Regions from separate parts of the Homo sapiens genome. Here region 1 is linked to region 2. Evidence: chromatin loops called from intact Hi-C (ENCODE). Cell type or tissue: A673. All regions are shown on one strand. Each heading gives the region's core, and the rest is flanking DNA. Links, peaks and the distances in the headings are about the cores only.

What was found. Peaks named below come from ENCODE experiments on the same cell type or tissue, not always from the same donor. Only the 100,000 strongest peaks of a DNase experiment are listed, where the experiment ranks them.
Region 1: it touches region 2 in a loop (2.7-fold over the local background); 11 of 110 quality-filtered maps call a loop at or near these places.

What each region holds. Positions count from the first base shown.
Region 1 is chr2:216,542,008-216,551,261 of GRCh38, reverse strand. No RefSeq gene overlaps it. Among named protein-coding and RNA genes, the nearest start is that of RPL37A, 48 kb to the right of the region's middle. In A673, for the core only: no CTCF peak of the experiment used is centred there; DNase peaks (open chromatin) are centred at 4,851, 5,281 and 5,661; H3K27ac peaks cover 3,259 bases.
Region 2 is chr2:216,591,430-216,600,683 of GRCh38, reverse strand. It overlaps LINC01280 (long intergenic non-protein coding RNA 1280), which reads left to right. Exons shown (of 4, transcript NR_110392.1): 2 at 1,660-2,048; 3 at 5,441-5,500. Among named protein-coding and RNA genes, the nearest start is that of LINC01280, 11 kb to the left of the region's middle. In A673, for the core only: no CTCF peak of the experiment used is centred there; DNase peaks (open chromatin) are centred at 3,413 and 4,313; H3K4me3 peaks cover 724 bases; H3K27ac peaks cover 3,358 bases.

The DNA of each region.
Region 1 (9,254 bases), core at 789-8,788, 50 kb after region 2:
CAGCTATCACAACCTCCTCCCTGGTCACCCAGTTCAAAGACAACACACACACCCCTAGGCCTCTTCCTACCAAGCAAAATTTTTAGATGAACCACGCTTGCAGAAAAATAAATAAGACATTTTCAAAGAGACATCAATCTTAAAACTTGCTCTTAGCTTCTTTAAAAAAGAAAAAAGAGTGTTAGAGTAGATCGGTCTGAGATTTAAGCTTTCAGGTTGTGATATAAAAAAACATGTATGAGTTCAGTGCTAGCAATGATATTAAACATATATCAGCTTTGTGTGTCTAATTTTTTTTCTGATTCAATGCAATTTATGAGCAGCCTACACCCCACTTTGGAATAGAGGCATGGAATAGTGAAAGATGCTTCACCATAAGCAGCCCTACTTTCAAATCCTAACTCAGCGACTTAGTGGCTGTGTATGCAAAACTATTTCTCCAAGCTTCAGTTTCCTCATCTATAAAATAGAGACAAAAAATATCCAACTCTTAGGGTTGAAAGAATTCAATGAGATAAAGTCTTAAAGCTCTCAACAAATGTTAATTTCTCCCATACGCACATCCTTGCATTGTGTGCAGTTAAGAGAGGCTGCAAACAGGCATTACCAGACCCTTACCATCAAAAAGATCACAACCTGTGGAAAGATAACATTTAGCAGTATATAATAAACTGCAGAATTGGTGCTAGGTTGGAAATAGTCAACACGGAAACAGTCAGGGCATAAAGGAGATAGCCCCTATCAGCAGGGCTTCTGGGAAGCCTATCAGGAAGGCTGCACAGAGATGGCCGTGAAGGGTGGGGAGGCTGGCACTTCAGGCTCAGGTGTGGAGGGAGAAATAGATTCCCATGCTTGTGGGAGCATAGGAAGATCAGAAAAGACTGACCCTAAAAGGTGGGGATGATGTGACAGGGAAGGGCCAGCGTCATGGCGTGGGGACACTGGAAAGCCAGGCAGAGGCAGGTGGCCATGATTTCATTTGAAATGGTATTCATTGTCAGCTTTGACACCGTAAGATCAGAGCTTTATGGAATGGAATGCTAAAGGCCTCCCCGCTCCCCAGACAAGAGGCAACCAGTGGGAGAAGGAGGAGCCAGTGGGAGGGGCATCCACAAAAGAGGGAGGGTGGTGGAGTCCACCCACTGCTCAGATGCAGCGGATAAAAGGGGAGAGGAATCACAGATGCCTCTTGGTTTGCGTCAGGAAAGCAAGCAAAATATGCCAACAACACTGGAGGCCCAGAAGTTAGAAAAGGGAGTTGCCTGAAGAAGAAAGAGCCATTTGGTCCATTTTGGACAAGTTTATGTGAGATGCCTGAACAAGAGCGCTGCGTGTGTGTGTCCTCTGGAGAGTGTGTACCCCTTAGCGGGAGGGCCTGCTTCCCCTTCTATTCCATTATACCCACTCCTCTCACTGTATTCCAGATTCATGTTTCTTAAAAACTCAGCTGAATTCATAGCTAGGTGTGCCTGGAAGGAGGAGATTATGCAAGCTGTCCCGAGGAAGCCAGAGGTGTGTTCGACCCCTGTGTTTCCTGAGTGTTAGTTGGATTCCTGAAGCCATCAGTTAGTGGTTCCCGAATGTTGTGTTCAGGTTCTCCCACCTTTTTTGAAGGAGAATAAGAGTTTCTAGAAAGGATCTGACTCCAAACCAGGCAAAGTCTCATGTCTTAGATGGAGTCAATACCTTAGAGAATATTAAAATTATTGGGCCCAAAGGTAACTTGGAGATATTCTTTAGATGCTCTTAAGAATACTGTTCTTGGATTATGTATATTCCAAATATCTTCTGTGATTCGTCTCTTCACTTTCTTTAAGGAACTCTTTGATAAATCGTCATAGGTACCATGGATGGGTCCTCCTGCGCATGCATTCTGACTCCAAGGAAGCCCACCCTTCTCTGCTGATGCAGTTCAGCATGGCTTTGGCTGGCAAAGTTGTGTTGGCTTCTGGGCACCAGAATAGCAAGCAGGCCCCGAGGCAGCCAACATCAGGAATCGAGAAAGGGAGTTCCAGATGGAAGCGGCAGAGTGTGAAGATGCTTGACTGCAGGCCAGCCCCATGGCGGGGGGAGAGGTGTGGGGGTTTGGAATGCCCTAAAAGGTTCCAGACCAGTGGCAAAGCTGCTAGAAAAGGCTGAGCCCAGACCCAAAGGAAAGCCTTGTGTCCAACCCCTATGTTAAGATATGGGGAATTACAGAACCCCCAGGACTGAAATCACCCTCCCTCTAAGAACATCATGTCCACTGTTCAGCCGTCTGCCAAGATTACCAAAGCAGAATTGTTTTTAACAGAGATGGTAATCCACCACAACTCCTGTGGGTCATTCATTCAGACCCCCTGCCTTCCACTGCCTTCTATGCAATGTTAAGAAGGGAAAGAAGTCCAACTTCACATTTTTCTGGACAATTTGAAGAAACAAACACAGAGGAAATGGTTTACATCAATGAAATGGATAAAAGCTGGAGAACAGAAAGAACTTCTCAGGAGTATGAGAAAGTGTGAGAGAACAATCACAGTCTGAACAGTGAGTCTCGGTATTCTTTTGTGAAAGAGCCAACTACACTAGGCCTCAGTTTCCCCACCTATAAAATGGAAAGACCATTCGCTGCTTTGCCTTACTTGACATTGAAAAGAGTAAAGCCCATTTGAGATGTTAAAGGCCTTGGCATGTTGAAAGGAAGTGTCTGCAGGGATCTATGAACTGAGAGGTTATCCAGCCATGGAGATGGGAAAATGAGGACTGTTCACCCTAGAACATCTTCCAGGGGGACCTAATGAGTAATGGGGCCAGAGTCATTTGTAATGTGCCACCGGACTGTGCTCATCCTCTTGGCTGCCAACACTCCTGCTTTCAGATGATAGCCCACTTTTTTCCATCAAAGGAACCACGACTTGACTACTCCCAAGGCTTGGTGATCCCAAGCATTCCAAGACCACCTGCTACAAGCCTCCATCAGAGCTATCAAGCAGCAACTGCAGACTCCTCCTGGAGGCAGGAAACAGTCACAGGCCCAAAGGGAGGTGAAGAGAGATCACTGAGGTGCTAGCTTAAAGCCTGGGAAGTGTGAAGCACCATCTCAACATGTAGGTTTCAACTGCAGTCTCAGTGAGCCCTGGAATCCCACTGGGGTGTCTTGGTCAGAGATTGGAGGAGGCCAGAACTGGTTCCGCATCTCCCACCCCTGCCTCAACCACAGCATCTCTGATGTTATTGGTCTTAAATATTGGGATGTTTTGTTTGCAAAAAGAGTTCTATGACTCTAAAAATGTTTATGAAACACTTGTCTGCACTAGTAAATTTTATTTTTAAAAAAAAGCATACAGAAGAAAAACTAATTGCACTTAAGACTTTAGAATCATATATCACATCCAACAGAAGAATTCTACTAGGAAAAATGCCCAAGCTGTTGCCCCCAAACTAACGTAACATGCTCATAAATGGCATCTGCCTTTATATTCTTGCTATTTCTTTATTTAGCTTTCCCCATTCTCTCAATTCCTAAGTACTAGAACAGGTAGAGATGCTGCTATTTAGGAAAATATTCCCTGAGTATCCTCCTCTAGGCCACTGCAGACCCTTCTCGCAGCTCTGTTTTGTGCATCTTCCATACTTAACACTTAGTACTGCAGGTAGATCTAGACTATGAACACCTTGAGGACAGGGATCATGTCTAATTCCATCAATCTATGTGGCCCATGTTTAAGCACAGTGCCAGTAACTCAGGAGGAGTTTGAGAGACCTGAATGAATGAATGAATGAATGCATGAATGAAGACACTTCTGCACAAATGTATAATTTCCTGGTTTCTCTTCTGTAAGTAAGTTAACATCTTCTATGTTTTGTTTTGTTTTTTCTTCTAGGTCACAGAGGGCTAATGCTGTAAATTCTCTCTCAGGGGAAAGCTGGGCAGACACACTTGGGAACATTTAAAAAACTAGGTTGGCATTGGAGAGGAAACAGCCAATATATTTAGCCACCCATGGCATGCCAAGGCCTTATCGAGACAGAAATAGGCACTGTAGGAGGAATCTCAATTAAATATTTTTCTAAGCAGTCAGCTCTGGGCTTTGCCTGAACATGGATAGAGAGCTGGGGTGAAGCACAGGACAGAAAGCCAAGAAGATCTCAGTGGGGCTTCTGAATCATCCTGGGGCTTAACTGCTAGCAATGTAAAACTGGTGACCCCAGGGGGCAGGGGTGCTGGCCTACCTTCCATGTCCAAGGAGCAGGACAACCTCCCTGCAGGCACTTTCCAGAATCCCACACATTTGGGGGACCCATCCTCTCCGCCATACCTACTCTTAAGTGGCAGCAAGTATCCGGAATATTCTTCCTATGAGCTTTACCCAACTGTTTCCAATAGTCAACACTCCCTAAGAATCGGTCTTATCCAGAAAGTACTCCTGGAATGACTTGAGGAGAAACACAATGACGCTTTGGGCATAGAATTCCACCCTGCAGCCTAGTTATCTTTTCTTTGTTAAAATATGCAGCACTTCAATCCAGAGACATAGGGACAACTGCCCTGAATTGACTGGGGTATGAGGATGGGCTCCAGTGCTGGGCAGGGTGAGAGTGGGAGGGGGTACCTGGCGGGGGTGCAGACAGTCCGGTGCAGAATGCACGTATGAATAATAACAAATCTCTCTTTTTTTTCATATGTGGGCTTTTCCAAATATGGAAAACAGCTTTTCCCACTTAAAAATGTATCATCAACTTTTTCCCATGTCATTGCATGTTCTTTTACAATGTGATTGTTAACATCTATATAGCATGCCCTCATTTGGAAGTCATTTTATTTAGCCCATCTCCAGCTGTTAAGCATTTAGATTGTTTCCTGTTATTATCACACTATGATGAACACGCTCAGGGTGACCGTTGTGTTAATTTCTAATCATTTCAAGAAGCAGGCTAGCTGGGGGTTAAGAACAAGGGTCTTGCAGCTGTTCTTCCCAATCTCAATCCCAGTGTCATAACTTGTTCCTTGTTAGACCTTGCTCACATGACTTGGTCTCCACATGCCTCATTTTCTTCATAGTAAAAAGTATCTATTAATACTTACTTTATAGGGTTGTCTTAGGGATTAAATATGTTAATAAATATAAGTGCTTAAAACAATGCCACTTTTAACGCTGTGTATGGTTGAGAAAGTACTCAGTAAACTTTAATTATGATATCTTTGGATTATATTCCTTGAATAATTTCTGGGTCAGCAAATTTGCATATTTTAAGGCCTTTGAAACATATTGCCCAACTGGATTAGGCCAATTTACATTCCCGTAAGCAATCTATAAACACATCGGGTTGTTCACAGTCTTCTAAACCTCTTCTTTTAAAATACCCAAAACATTTACCGTAAGCAACCTGGACTTCTCTGTAGTGGTAGGATTTAGCACTATTGATCCCTTTTTCTTGAAATTCTCGACTCCCTAGTTTTCTTCCCCTGCCTTCTGAGTTCCCCTTTTACATCTCTGATCTTCCCTCCACTTCATTGCCTCCCCTTTCCTGAGACCTCAAGATGCTGGATGTTTCCTGAGGTCCAGACCGCAGCGGTCTTCTCTCCTTTGTCTACATCCCATTTCTCAGAGGTCTTATCTACTCCAGCCATCCCCTCAGCTTCCTGACACCTCCAGTTCTCATTCGTCACAAGTGTTGCAACCCTAGTCTCCAATTACTAATTAATTCCATGTGACTGTCCCATGGTTTCAAATCTCCAAATCCAACACCAAATCTACCACATCTGGTTCCCTCCCCTCCACCTTCACAGGCAAGCTCCCAGTTTCCGTATTTCTATTACCAAAGCTTGAAACTTCAAAGTCACCTTGGATGCCACTCTCTGACATCTAAGCAGTCATCAGATCCAACATGTTATTTTTTCTCAGTATCTCCTGGACTGTCTCTTCCTTTCCATTTCTAATACTGTCGCCCTTATTCACACTTTTATCATAAGGTAAGTCCTCTTGCCAACCAGCTCTCCCTGGCACACTCCTTCCTTTGATGGGCTTGAAGATGGATCTCTATAAATGCCCCACCACTTCCCTACTCAAGGCTCCTCTGCAGACCTCATCACCTGAACAAAGCCCATACTCCTCCCTCTGGCATCAAGAACTTCAAAGACCTGACCCCATTCTATATTTCCAGCCCTATCTTCTGGACCTGACCTGTATTTCTCTTAGCCTGTAATGTCCATTCGCTCTAAATCCTATCTATTCTCCAAATAATTCTCCTCCCAGAAGGTTTTTCTGGCCACTCCCACTTACAATAACCAGTTGTACTTAGGACAGTTGGGCTACAAATAATAGTTTGAGAAACACTCAAATTGGCCTCAACCATAGGGATATTTGTTAGCTCGCATCACAGAAAATCTACACACAGAAGAGCTGAAGGGCGAGGCTACAGCAAACACTGCTGCTCAACAGCATTTATTTTCCCCTTCCTCTTTCCTAACGGAAGTTCAGTTTTGCTCAAATCTCCCACTCCTCTTTTTGTTCAAGTCTACATAGTCTCGTGCTTCTGGGAGACTGACCTCATTCTTAGCTCTAGTGAGTACTTAAGGGCTTGGGTGCTGGAGCCTGAGTTCAAAACTTAGTTCTGCCGCTTCCTAGCTGTGTGGTCCCTGAGCAAATTATTTAAACTCTGTGCATCCCAGCACTTTGGGAGGCCAAGGCAGGAAGGTCACTTGAGCTCAGGAGTTCAAGACCAGCCTGGGCAACATAGTGAAACCTCATCTGTGCTAAAAAAATTTTTTTAATTAGTCAGGTGTAGCGGTGCACACCTGTAGTCCCAGCTACTCTGGAGGCTGAGGTGAGAGGATTGCTTGAGCTGGAGAGATCAAGGCTGCAGTGAGCTATGATCGCACCACTGCACTCCAGCCTGGGTGACAGAGTGAGACCTTGTCTCTCTAAAAAAGCAAGCAAACGGCTGGGCACAATGGCTCACACCTGTAATCCCAGCACTTTGGGAGGCCAAGGTAGGTGGATCACTTAAGCTCTGCAGTTCAAGACCAGCCTGGGCAATGTGGTAAAACTCCGTCCCTACTAAAAATAGAAAAATTAGCCAGGTGTGGTGGTGCACTCCTGTAATTGCAACTACTCAGGAAGCTGAGGCACAAGAATCACTTGAGGCCAGGCGCGGTGGCTCACGCCTGTAATTCCAGCACTTTGGGAGGCCGAGATGGGCGGATCACGAGGTCAGGAGATGGAGACCATCCTGGCTAGCGTGGTGAAATCCCGTCTCTACTAAAAATACAAAAAAAAAAGAAAGAAAAATTAGCCGGGCGTGGTGGCGGGTGCCTGTGGTCCCAACTACTCAGGAGGCTAAGGCAGGAGAATGGCGTGAACCTGGGAGGCGGAGCATGCAGTGAGCCGAGATTGCGCCCCTGCGCTCCAGCCCGAGACACAGAGTGAGACTCCGTCTCCAAAAAAAAAAAAAAAAAAAAAGAATCACTTGAACCCAGGAGGAAGTGGTCGCAGTGAGCCGAGATCACGCCACTGCACTCCAGCCTGGGTGACAGAGTGAGGCTCCATCTCAAACAAACAAAAACTGTGCTTCAATTTTCTCATGTATAAAATGAGGATATTAGCAGTACTCTTAGAGCGTTAAGGTTGTTAAGCGAGATAATACATGTAAAGCACTTAGAACAGTGCCTGTCACATAATAACAGTTGTGTTTACAGAGCACTTGCTGTTTTCACCCTGACTGGGGTAAAACAATAATGGCACTCCCATGCTCTTCGCTATTGCCTGGTTTGGAGTAGCCATGGGATCCAGAGCTGGCCAGAAAGCCATGAGGGGAGTCCACTGAGGACCCTCTGAGGATATTGTCTTAACTCTTAAGGAGGAGACTTGAGATTGTCTGACCCTTTTATTTTCCATACCGCGCCATGTCGGAAGTCTGAGCATGCTGCCTGGCCCGTGCAGCCTGGGCAGCTGGGGCCTCAGTGTTGGCTGGGTGATGCCGTCAGAGACCTGGACGCTCATCTCCTTGTGCATCCCTCTTCCGTGTGCTGGCTTCTTCCAAGTGGCAAGTTGGCGACAGCAGTCCCAGTCCTCATGTTCTAGGCACAACAATCAGAGAAGTAGAGACTGCCTTTTCCTGTGGCTCTCTTTAGGAGCGAGAGAGGCTTTCCCATAGGCTCTTCAGCAGACCCCATTCCTACCTTATCAGATAGAACTGTGTCATGTGGCCTTTCTTAAAATGAGTGCCGAAGTAAATAGAGTTTTGTATAGTCCAGTCAGGGCAAGCCTAGAGTTGTGATGGGGTCACATCCCCGGAGACAACAAGGCAACTTCTAGCAGCACCTCTACTGGTTCCTTTGTCCATGGACAGTTGTGTCAAGATAAAGGATTTCCATGTAGGACTCAAGAGACCTAGGTTCCGGCCTTGGCCCTGCTGCTAGCCAGCTGGGTGACTTTGAGCAAGTCACTTAACTTCTCTGAGTCAGTGTTTTCATCTAAAGTGAGAATGATAACTTTGCCTTCATATTGTAAGAATCCAATGAGAAGACGAGGTAGCACCTTGCAAGCTGGAAGTTGCTGTCAAATGGAAGATGCTATGGATTTTAAGGGCTGCTTTCCTCCTTTAGGAATCCACTTTTAGGCAAGTGAACTCTAAAGCCAGCAGCCAACCAGCAAAGTGAGTCAAGAATCTTCATCTCCTTCCTCTGGACTGCTCTTTTGGGCTGCCGCATCTCAAAGCCTACTCTTGGGTTAGCAGCCCCACCACAGGTCCTCTGTCCACCCCGTAACCACACCCCGTAACCACAGGCCTCTTTTGGACTGAAGAATTTTCAGGGAAGAAAAATGCCTCACTTCCTTGAGATGCCCACACCTACCTGCCTCAAGTCTCACTGTCAGGAGAGCTGGGATGTTGCATTTTTATCTAGAAATTCAAGGCCATTTATCTATCTATCTTTTTTTTTTTTTAAGATAGAGTCTCACTCTCTTGCCCAGGCTGGAGTGCAGTGGCATGATATCAGCTCACTGCAACCTCCGCCTCCCAGGTTCAAGCGATTTTCCTGCCTCAGCCTCCTGAGCAGCTGGGATTACAGGCGTATGACACCACACCTGGCTCATTTTTGTATTTTTGGTAGAGACAGGGTTTCACCATGTTTGCCAGGCTGATCTTGAACTCCTGACCTCAGGTGATCCACCTGCCTTGGCCTCCCAAAGTGCTGGGTAACAGGCGTGAGCCACCGTGCCTGGCCAAGGCCATCTATCTTTTGACCTAGACTCTTGAGATCTGTAAAGGCC
Region 2 (9,254 bases), core at 378-8,377:
AGTTTTTTTGCTCTATTGCCCAGGCTGGAGTGCAATAGCGTGATCTTGGCTCACTGCAACCTCTGCCTTCTTGGTTCAAGAAATTCTCCTGCCTCTACCTCCTGAGTACCTGGGATGGGATTACAGGTACCCACCACCATGCCAGGCTAATTTTTGTATTTTTGGTAGAGATGAGGGCTCACCATGTTGGCCAGGCTGGTCTCAAACTCTTGACCTCAGGTGATCCACCCACCTTGGCCTCCCAAAGTACTAGGATTACAGGCATGAGCCACCTCACCCAGCTGGGTCACGCTTTTTAATGGGTGTATCTTCATAAGTCAAAGCAAATTGTGTGTTAACCAATTATTCATTCATTCAATGAATGTTGAGCTTATGATATAACTGCAGATCCTGCTACAAAAAGGAACATAGCAAGCAAGGCAAATGGGTGGGGAGTGATGGTGGAGGAGGGCTAGGCCATGCTAAGACAGAGTAGTGTGGGGAGAAAAAGTAATAGCTTTTCCTTACCTGCTCCAAGGTTCATGGCTGACTCCCCTATAACAAAGAACGATTAACAAGGGAAAAACTGTACCGATTTAATATGTTTATGTGATACAGGAGTCTTCAGAAGTGAAGACCCAAAGAGAGAAAAAACTGTGTATTTTTATGTTTAGGTTTGATGAAGAATGGACAGTTATGTAAATTATGATTGGACAAAGGTAGTGTGGTCTAATGGTGAGAAAGTGGGGGAAACTTAGCAAGGCCTGTTTGTTTAGATTCTTCTTGGCATCTCTCTGTCTTCATTCCTTTTCTCTGGGTATAGGGCAGGATACCTATCACATGAGGGTCTTATGACCTACTTTCAGGGGTGGTAAGTCAGGGAACTATTTAAAGGCCAGCTCTCACACAGAAAGATGGCAGAGGCTGCGCACGGTGGCTCATTCCTGTAATCCCAGCACTTTGTGAAGCCAAGGCGGGCAGATCATGAGGTCAGAAGTTCGAGACCATCCTGGCCAACATGGTGAAATCCCATCTCTACTAAAAATACAAAAATTAGTCAGGCGTGGTCGTGGGCACCTCTAGTCCCAGCTACTTGGAAGGCTGAGGCAGGATAATCGCCTGGACCTGGGAGGCGGAGGTTGCAGTGAGCCGAGATCGCGCCACTGCGCTCCAACTTGGGTGACAGAGTGAAACTCCATCTCCAAAAAAAAAAAAAGGGAGTGGGAGAAGGTCAGAGAGTGAATTCCAAGGTGCTACATTTGTAGCATGGGGGTGAAGGTGTACAAGGTGTAGCATTTGTAGCTACCCCGTATTTCCCACAAGGGTAGCATGTCCTGCACTCCATCAGTAGCCAAGGAAGGCCTCCCCAAGGAGGTGACATTTGAGCAGAGACCAGTGAAATGAGAAAGTAAGTAAATGAGGGAGAGCAGCAAGTGCAAAGGCTGTGGGGTGAAAACAAATGTGGCATGTTCTAGGACCTGCAAGTAGACCCTCGTGACAGGGAAAGTGAACAGAGAAGAGAGTGCTAGCAGATGAGGTTGGATGACTGGGCAGGTATCTTGAAGGTCATGCCAAGGAGTCTGCATTTTATGCTAGGTGGGATGGGAAGCCATGGGAGAGCTTTGAGCAGGGGAGCGACAGGCTCTGATTAGGTTTGGACTAGGCTCCTTCTGGTTGCAGGGTAGAGACCAGAATCGAGGAAGATCGGAGTGGAAGAAAATGGAGCTGGTGTCTCAGTGAAGACATGCCCAGAGATGCCCAAAGATGCCCAATGGATGAGCTGCTGCAACCTGTCTCAGCCATGGGGGATGGGAGAGGAAAGTGGAGAAAGGACAAAAAAAAAAAAAAACGAGTAGAGAGAAAAGAAGTGAATATGTAATGCAAAAATTAAAATTACCTGATAAGTCAGGACATGGGAAGTTCTGCCTCCCTAATGGGGACCCAGGAAGATGTAGGAAGAGAAGTAAAGCCACTTTCTAAGGACATGGAGAAATTCAGAACACCAAGCCGCCCAGGTTTCCTGGCTCCCAGTCTTGGCACACAGTGCTCCACCTTGCTGGGTAATTCAGGTATGAATCTGCAGAAAGATGGTTTTAGCTCACAGGGCGCTCTTCTATTAAGCTTATCTAAAATGCTTAAATTTAAAAATTTTCCCATTAGGAGGCATGGAAATATTTGAAAACTAAATTGTGGTGATGGTTGCACAAATGTATCAATTTATTATACGAAAAGTCAGCCAGGCACAAGGGCTCATGTCTGTAATCCTAGCACTTTGTTTTTTGTTCGTTTGTTTGTTTGTTTGTTTGTTTGAAATGGAGTCTCACTCTGCTGCCCAGGCTAGAGTGCAGTGGCATAATCTCAGCTCACTGCAACCTCCACCTCCTGGGGCAAGCCATTCTCCTTCCTCAGCCTCCTGAGTAGCTGGGACTGCAGGCACGTGCCACCACCCCCAGCTAATTTTTGTATTTTTAGTAGAGACAGGGTTTTGTCATGTTGGCCAGGCTGGTCTCAAACTCCTGACTTCATGATCCGCCCGCCTTGGCCTCCCAAAGCTCTGGAATTGCAGGCGCGAGCCCTGGCGCCCAGCCAATCCCAGCACTTTGGGGTCACTTGAGGCCAGGAGTTTGAGACCAGCCTTGGCAACATAGTGAGATGCTGTCTACAAAAAAAAAAATTAAAAATTAGCCAGGCGTGGAGGTATGAGCCTATAGTCCCAGCTACTCAGGAGGCTGAGTGGAAGGATCACTGGAGTCCAGGAGTTTGATGCTGCAGTGAGCTATGATTGCATCACTGCACTCCAGCCTGGGTGACAGAGTGAGACGCTGTCTCAAAAATAAATAAATAAATAATCAAAGTCATCAAACTGAATACTCCCTAAGGGTGAATGTAATGGTATGTAAGTCCACCTCCATAAAGTTATTCTAAAAAGAAAAAGCATTTGCTTATAAGGGAATCGTTCTTTGAACCTCGAGCCTGTAAGAGTTTGCCTATCATTAAAGAGAAGTAGAAAGAAAGAAACTAAGGTGTTAACAACGGAATCATTGGCAATTTCAACATTTTCTTCTTTGCTTATCTATATTTTCTCATTTTTCTACCATGGACATATATTATTTGCCTAATGAAAAGGAGGCATCAAATCTTATAAATCATTGGCACTGTGATGCTACAGATTACTTTCTGCCTTTTCATGGACTATTTCATTCCTGTTTTTCCACTGTGAATATTTAATTTAGCTCAAAAATTCCACAACTATTTATGGAATGCTTATTTTGTGCCAAGCACTGTCCTAGGCACGGCAGGAAATGGAAAAATTAATAAGACATGATCAGATCTCTTCTGTCCTGTTGGAGAGACAGATATCCACACAAAGAATTGTACTGCCAGATGGTGTGGATTACAGGCGCAGAGACGGAAGTAGAAGGTGCAAGGGGAGTTCAGTTAATTAATTAGTCAGCAAAACTGCTTTTTAAAGGAATCCCTGTTACTATTGCAAACACTTGTGCAGAATTAATCCCTCTGGCCTTACAAGCTTGCCAGATCTCTGGTGGCCTGAGCTATGTGGGTAGGTGGGACTTTTTTGGTAAAGAGCTAATGGTTACTGGGCATTCACTATGTGATGGGCATTGTGGTTTACATTCATTTAACCTTCACAACTGCCCGAGGCTAATTTAGTGCTTAATCGTAAGGAGGGGAGTACAGAATACTGGTTAGAAGACCAGTCTCTGCAGCCAAGCCACCTGGATTCCAATGCAGTTCTACTGCTCACTAGTTATATAACCTCCAACAAGTTTCTTAACCTCTCTGTGCCCCAATTTCTTTATCCATAAAATGGGGATAATAATAGTACACACCTTGTAGGATTTGTGGCCAGAACTGAACACATCATTACACACTCACAGTCCCTGACAAACAGAAAGCTCTCTAGGATGTTACTATCTTATATTTACATTCCACCAAATACATATTCATGCTACTTTGCATTTCCTTTTTCATGTACTGCTTCCATTATTTTTCCTAAAAAGCCAATTATGACAATGATTCAGCACACATTTTTGATCGCCCACTATGTACCTGATACTGTTTGCCTGCTGGGAAAGCAAAGATAAATAGCCATGACTCCACCCTGAGGGTGCTCGTAGGTTAGTGCAGGAGAGAAGCACAAACACAAATAACACGACAGAGCTGGTAATTAGGAACAGTGGTTGCCTAAGTTGCCCTAAAGTCCCAGAAAACGTTTCTCTCTCTCTGTCTGTCTCTCGTTGTTAAAATGTGTTTCCCATTATCCTGTTTATAGTATTTGCTCGCAAAGGAAACCGGAAACTAACATTCTCTGGAAGTCTGCCATGCGCCTGACATAGTGTGATCATCCATAAGAGCAGAAGTTTCCCCATGTGCCAGGCACCCTGCTGAGCACTGGCTACACATTATCTCCTTTATTCCTATAAATGAAGTACAGTTATTATTATCCTCATTTTACGTATAAGGAAACTGAGGTCTTTCTCTCAGAAGTCAAATAATTCCCCCTAGGTTATACCACCAAGAAATTACAAAGCCAAGGTTCAAACCCAAGCCCGTCTTCTCAACAAAATGCCATACCTCCTCCCAATGTAAAATTCTATATGCCATCTAATTTAATTCTCACAATAACTCTTTGAGATAGATGGTATTATGCCCACTTTTATGCCTGAGGAAACTGGGATTTGAAAAATTAAATTATTACCCCAAGGTCAAAGAGTTAGTAAGTGACAGGCCCAGCTGCCTCCAAAGCTGTAGTCTTTGCCTAGATAATGCAAAGACTCCTGTTGCCTCCTGCACAGGGTGAAGTTGAATTTTCACCCAGGCCTGGGAAAAAGCCCCCTGGATTGGGATAGAGGAGAGGAGAATTCCAGTCTTGACTCTGCCACTTATTAGCACATGGCCTTGGACAAATTTCTTTCCCTTTCGGGGTGTTGGGGTATATCTATCAAAAGATAATTTGGGGCTAGACACGGTGGCTTACACCTGTAATTCCAGCATTTTGAGAGGTCGAGGTGGGTGAATCACTTGAGGCCAGGAGTTCGAGACCAGCCTGGCCAACATGGTGAAACCTTATCTCTACTAAAAACATAAAAAAATTAGCTGGGCATGGAGGTGGGCGCCTTTAATCCCAGCTACTCAGGAGGTTGAGGCACGAGAATTGCTTGAACCTGGGAGGCAGAGGCTGCAGTGAGCCGAGATCGCATCACTGCATTCCAGCCTGGGCAACAGAATGAGACTCGGCCTCAAAAAATAAAAATAAAAATAAAGTCTTTAATAAGATAATTTGGGTGTCACCCTTCCCAAAAGTCTCCAAAGAGATGTCATAAACAATAGGCTGAGACCAGGCTCTGCTGGAGTAAACCTAGGGGGGAGCCTGGTGTGATGCCCATGGAGGGAAAAGGGAGGAGGCTCCAAAGATAACACCCTCACAACTGTGTTCCAGCCACCTCTGATGGGAGAAGCTCTTCAGTCTTCCATCTGCCAGAGGCTAAGCTGCAGGAGGGCAAGTATATGACTTTTTTTTTCTTTCTTTCTTTCTTTCTTTCTTTTTTTTTTTTTTTTGAGTGGGAGTCTCACTCTGTCACCCAGGCTGGAGTGCAGTGGCATGATCTCAGCTCACTGCAACCTCTGCCTCCTGGGTTCAAGCGATTCTCCTACCTCAGCCTCCCAAATAGCTGGGATTACAGGCACCCACCACCACACCTGGCTAATTTTTGTATTTTTAGTGGAGTCGGGGTTTCACCATATTGGTCAGGCTGGTCTCAAACTCCTGACCTCATGATCCACCCACCTCAGCCTCCCAAAGTGCTGGGATTACAGGTGTGAGCCACCGCACCCAGCAGTATGTGACTTCTTTGACACTGACTTAGACATTCTATTTTATCTTTGTCATCATCAGCAAACATACATGGAATGCCATGGATCAGGTTCTAGGGTTATAAACAGTCCCTGTCTTATTGAAGAGAAAGGGCACACACTTGACGAAGGAAATAGGAAAGTACGAAAGAATAGGCCAAGGCAATGAATGCCCATGAGGGCTTAGATAAGGAAGCAGGGCTGGGAGAAAATGGGAAAGACTTTGTAAATCAGGATAAAATTGCCCTGGGTGGGGACATGAAAAAAAGTAAGAAGGAGAAATGAGGGCATTTTGGCTTAAGGTATCTCTGGGAGGCAAAAATGGATATTGGATAGTTGGAGGCTCATTAGTAGACCAATTACCTGTAGTGGAGGGCTTGCAAGATGAGCTGAAAAGCTAGAGTTCATCCATGGAAGATGAAATGTGTGAATTAAGAAAACAGCTTTAATCCCTTTACCAGTAGGCACCCTCAAAAACTTGTAACCAGGAGAGTGATGTGATTGCAATGGGGTTTCACAATATTACCCAACGCCAAGTATAACAAACAGGTTAAAGTGAGGCAAAAGATAAACAGTCAAGGAAAATATGATGAGGATAAGAAAAGGCTAGTGGATTTGGAAAATGAGGTGGCAGTGATGATCTTGCCATGGCACTACCAGAGTGACCTGGATGGAAACCAGGTCACAAAGGAAGGAGGAATGGGTAGGTCATGCCAAGGTGAAGAGCCTTCACAATTCCAGGGAGATGCTTCTGAGGGGAGGGAAGGTCGGTAGGTTATGGAACAGGTTCAAGGAAAGGTGTATTTTCCTTCCCAACAGGTTAAAGACAGAAAGAAACATGCCAGTAGAGAAAAGAAATAAAGGCGATTAAAAAAAAAAAAAAAAAGCTGAGTGGTGGGGAGAGTGGTTAAGCAAGACCCTACAAAGTTTTAAGGTTTGGATACAGAGGCACATGAGTAAGGCTATACAGCTCTCCCCATAAACTCAACCAGCCTTATGTCCCCACAAAATAGGATATGAGGTTATTGGCTATGAGAGATAGAGATGGAAGAGAGATGGTGTTTTGGTTTGGGTATCCCAAAACAGACTCCAGGATGAGGATTTGGGACAATTAGTTTACGTGGGAATTGATTCCAGAAGCAACCGTAAGGGAGTGGAGAGATGAGATGGAAGGGAAGGTGCTCAGCAAAGGATGCCCTCTCAGGCCAGTGTCTGCCATGGTGTCTGCAGCTTTGTCCAGTGGAGAACTCCAGAAACCAGCACAGAACACACCTCTCAAAAGTATCCTTCTAGAAAGGTGAGAAAGCCGGCTCATTGATCCGCCAGCTCCCACCAGTGTTTGGTTTGGGGGTGCTTCTAAGGGTCACATTAGGGGGCAGTGCCATGGACACAGCCGCTCTGGCAGCCAGGCGCAGGTGGTTGGAAGCATGCCTGGACAGAGCACAAGCTGAGAAGGTATGGATCCAGCTTGAGAGCATCTGCTAGAGATGGGAAGTTGGGTTAAAAAATGTTCGCAATAGACAAGCTGAGGTGTGTAATAATGGTTCTTCAGGGATACGTAAAAGGGGTCCTTAGCAACAGTGAGAGTCAGCTTAGATTAAAGGGCATGATTTGTAACAACAAAACAGAGCAAAACTTAGGACCCAATCAGATTCCAGAACCACTTTGCCATCTGAGAGACGAGTCCAGGGAATGGCAGATTCCACGTGCGGATGATCAAGATGAGCTATGATTAAGCATGGGCAAAAAAGAGCAAAGCAGGAAGTCAGGGGATGAAAACGTCCCAATGGCTGGAGACCCAACAATGGGCTGGTTGTTGTGGCATTTGGACACATTATGGAGGTATCAAAGCAACACCACCATGGACCTATAGACCTGGAATTGGAAGATTATTGGTTCCAGTGGCCTCATTCAACTATGAAAGAGCTGAGAGGAACAGAGAGGGAAAGTGACTTGGACAATGTGGCATGGCTAGTGAATTTCAGTTCCAGTATTTATACTCCATGTGCCCCACCATTGCCTTGGGCTGCTTTATCTTGGGGCACATCCCAAGGATCATGAAAGGTTGACTCAAGGGAGGGAAGCAGGTAAAGAGGGTAAAGAGGGTGCAATCAGAGCATGACTGAAGCTGACACAGCTGCCTGGTGGGCTCTGATGCAAAGTTACAGCCTTAAGTAGCAGTTGATGGTATGGCTGCGCCTTTAGGGTAGCAGTGCATCCAGTACTCAGAGAGGAGAGGGGGCAGTCTGGTGGGAAGATCATCCTGTGGATGTATCTCGAAGCTATGTTTGCTAAGAAGACAATTGTCTTATCTTCGATTTTGGGAGAATTCACTTAGGGAAGGTATTGATGGAGATTATAGGGAGTGAGCTAGAGCCCACTCCTGAATTGCAACAAACATCCCTTTGTGGTGCTTTCAGGGATCCAAACAATAGACGGATCATTGATACGGATGTCCAGAAGAATAGCGTGTAGAGGAAATGTTTGGTTTCAGTAGTTTAGCCCTAAGGAGTGAGGAATTTGTTTGGTTAGACATACTGAAGATAAAAACTATACTTCTGAGAATAAGCCTAAAGCCTGTGAGTCTCGAAAGCCAATCTTCTGAGCTTCACTGAACCCCAGAACCCCATGTGCCCCTTTTCCCCATTTCCCACATTGGTAAGACATCGTGAGGGGTAGACGCTCACTCTCTGATGGTTTGTCACTTGCCTGGGGCTGGGGCAGAGTTTAGGGATGGGGTAGAGTGAGGCATTGCCCATGTGGGATCATGCTCAGAAATGGTATATCAATTCAATGTTGTCTCTATGAACCAGTCCTCTACAACCAGGACTGAGGCTCTGTTGGTCTCCTGCCTATAGCCTCTGTGATATTTGTGGAGTGAGCATGCCATTAACCCAAGTTAATGGCTATTGCAACTTATTTTTATGGTATGCGTATCTTTACCAAAATAAACAACAACCAAGAAAAGGCATTTAGTTGATGGTAGACGAACAATAATACAGAATTGGGACCACAGAGGAGCCATAAGCTGGCTGCCCTCCTGTCTCAGGGGACGGGGAGGTGAAGTTTTCCAAGGAAGAACAGCTCCTGGTGCACAGGTATTCGGGGTAAGCGGAAGGATAGATGGGCCTGAGCGTGCATGGGAAAGGAACCAGCTGCAGGAGAGTCTTTGCTTAGAAAAAAAAGAAACAAATGAAACCTCAAGATGTCAGCAATGGAAGGGATTAGAGAGAATGGGGGAAAACCATGGGAGGGAGCAGTGGGAAGGGGCTCAGTTGGACGAGATATGCATTGGGGTGGAGCTGGCATGGGGGATGTTACCAAGAGAGTGAGTGAGTGAGTTTATTTATTTATTTATTTATTTATTTATTTATTTGAGATAGAGCCTCACTCTGTCACCC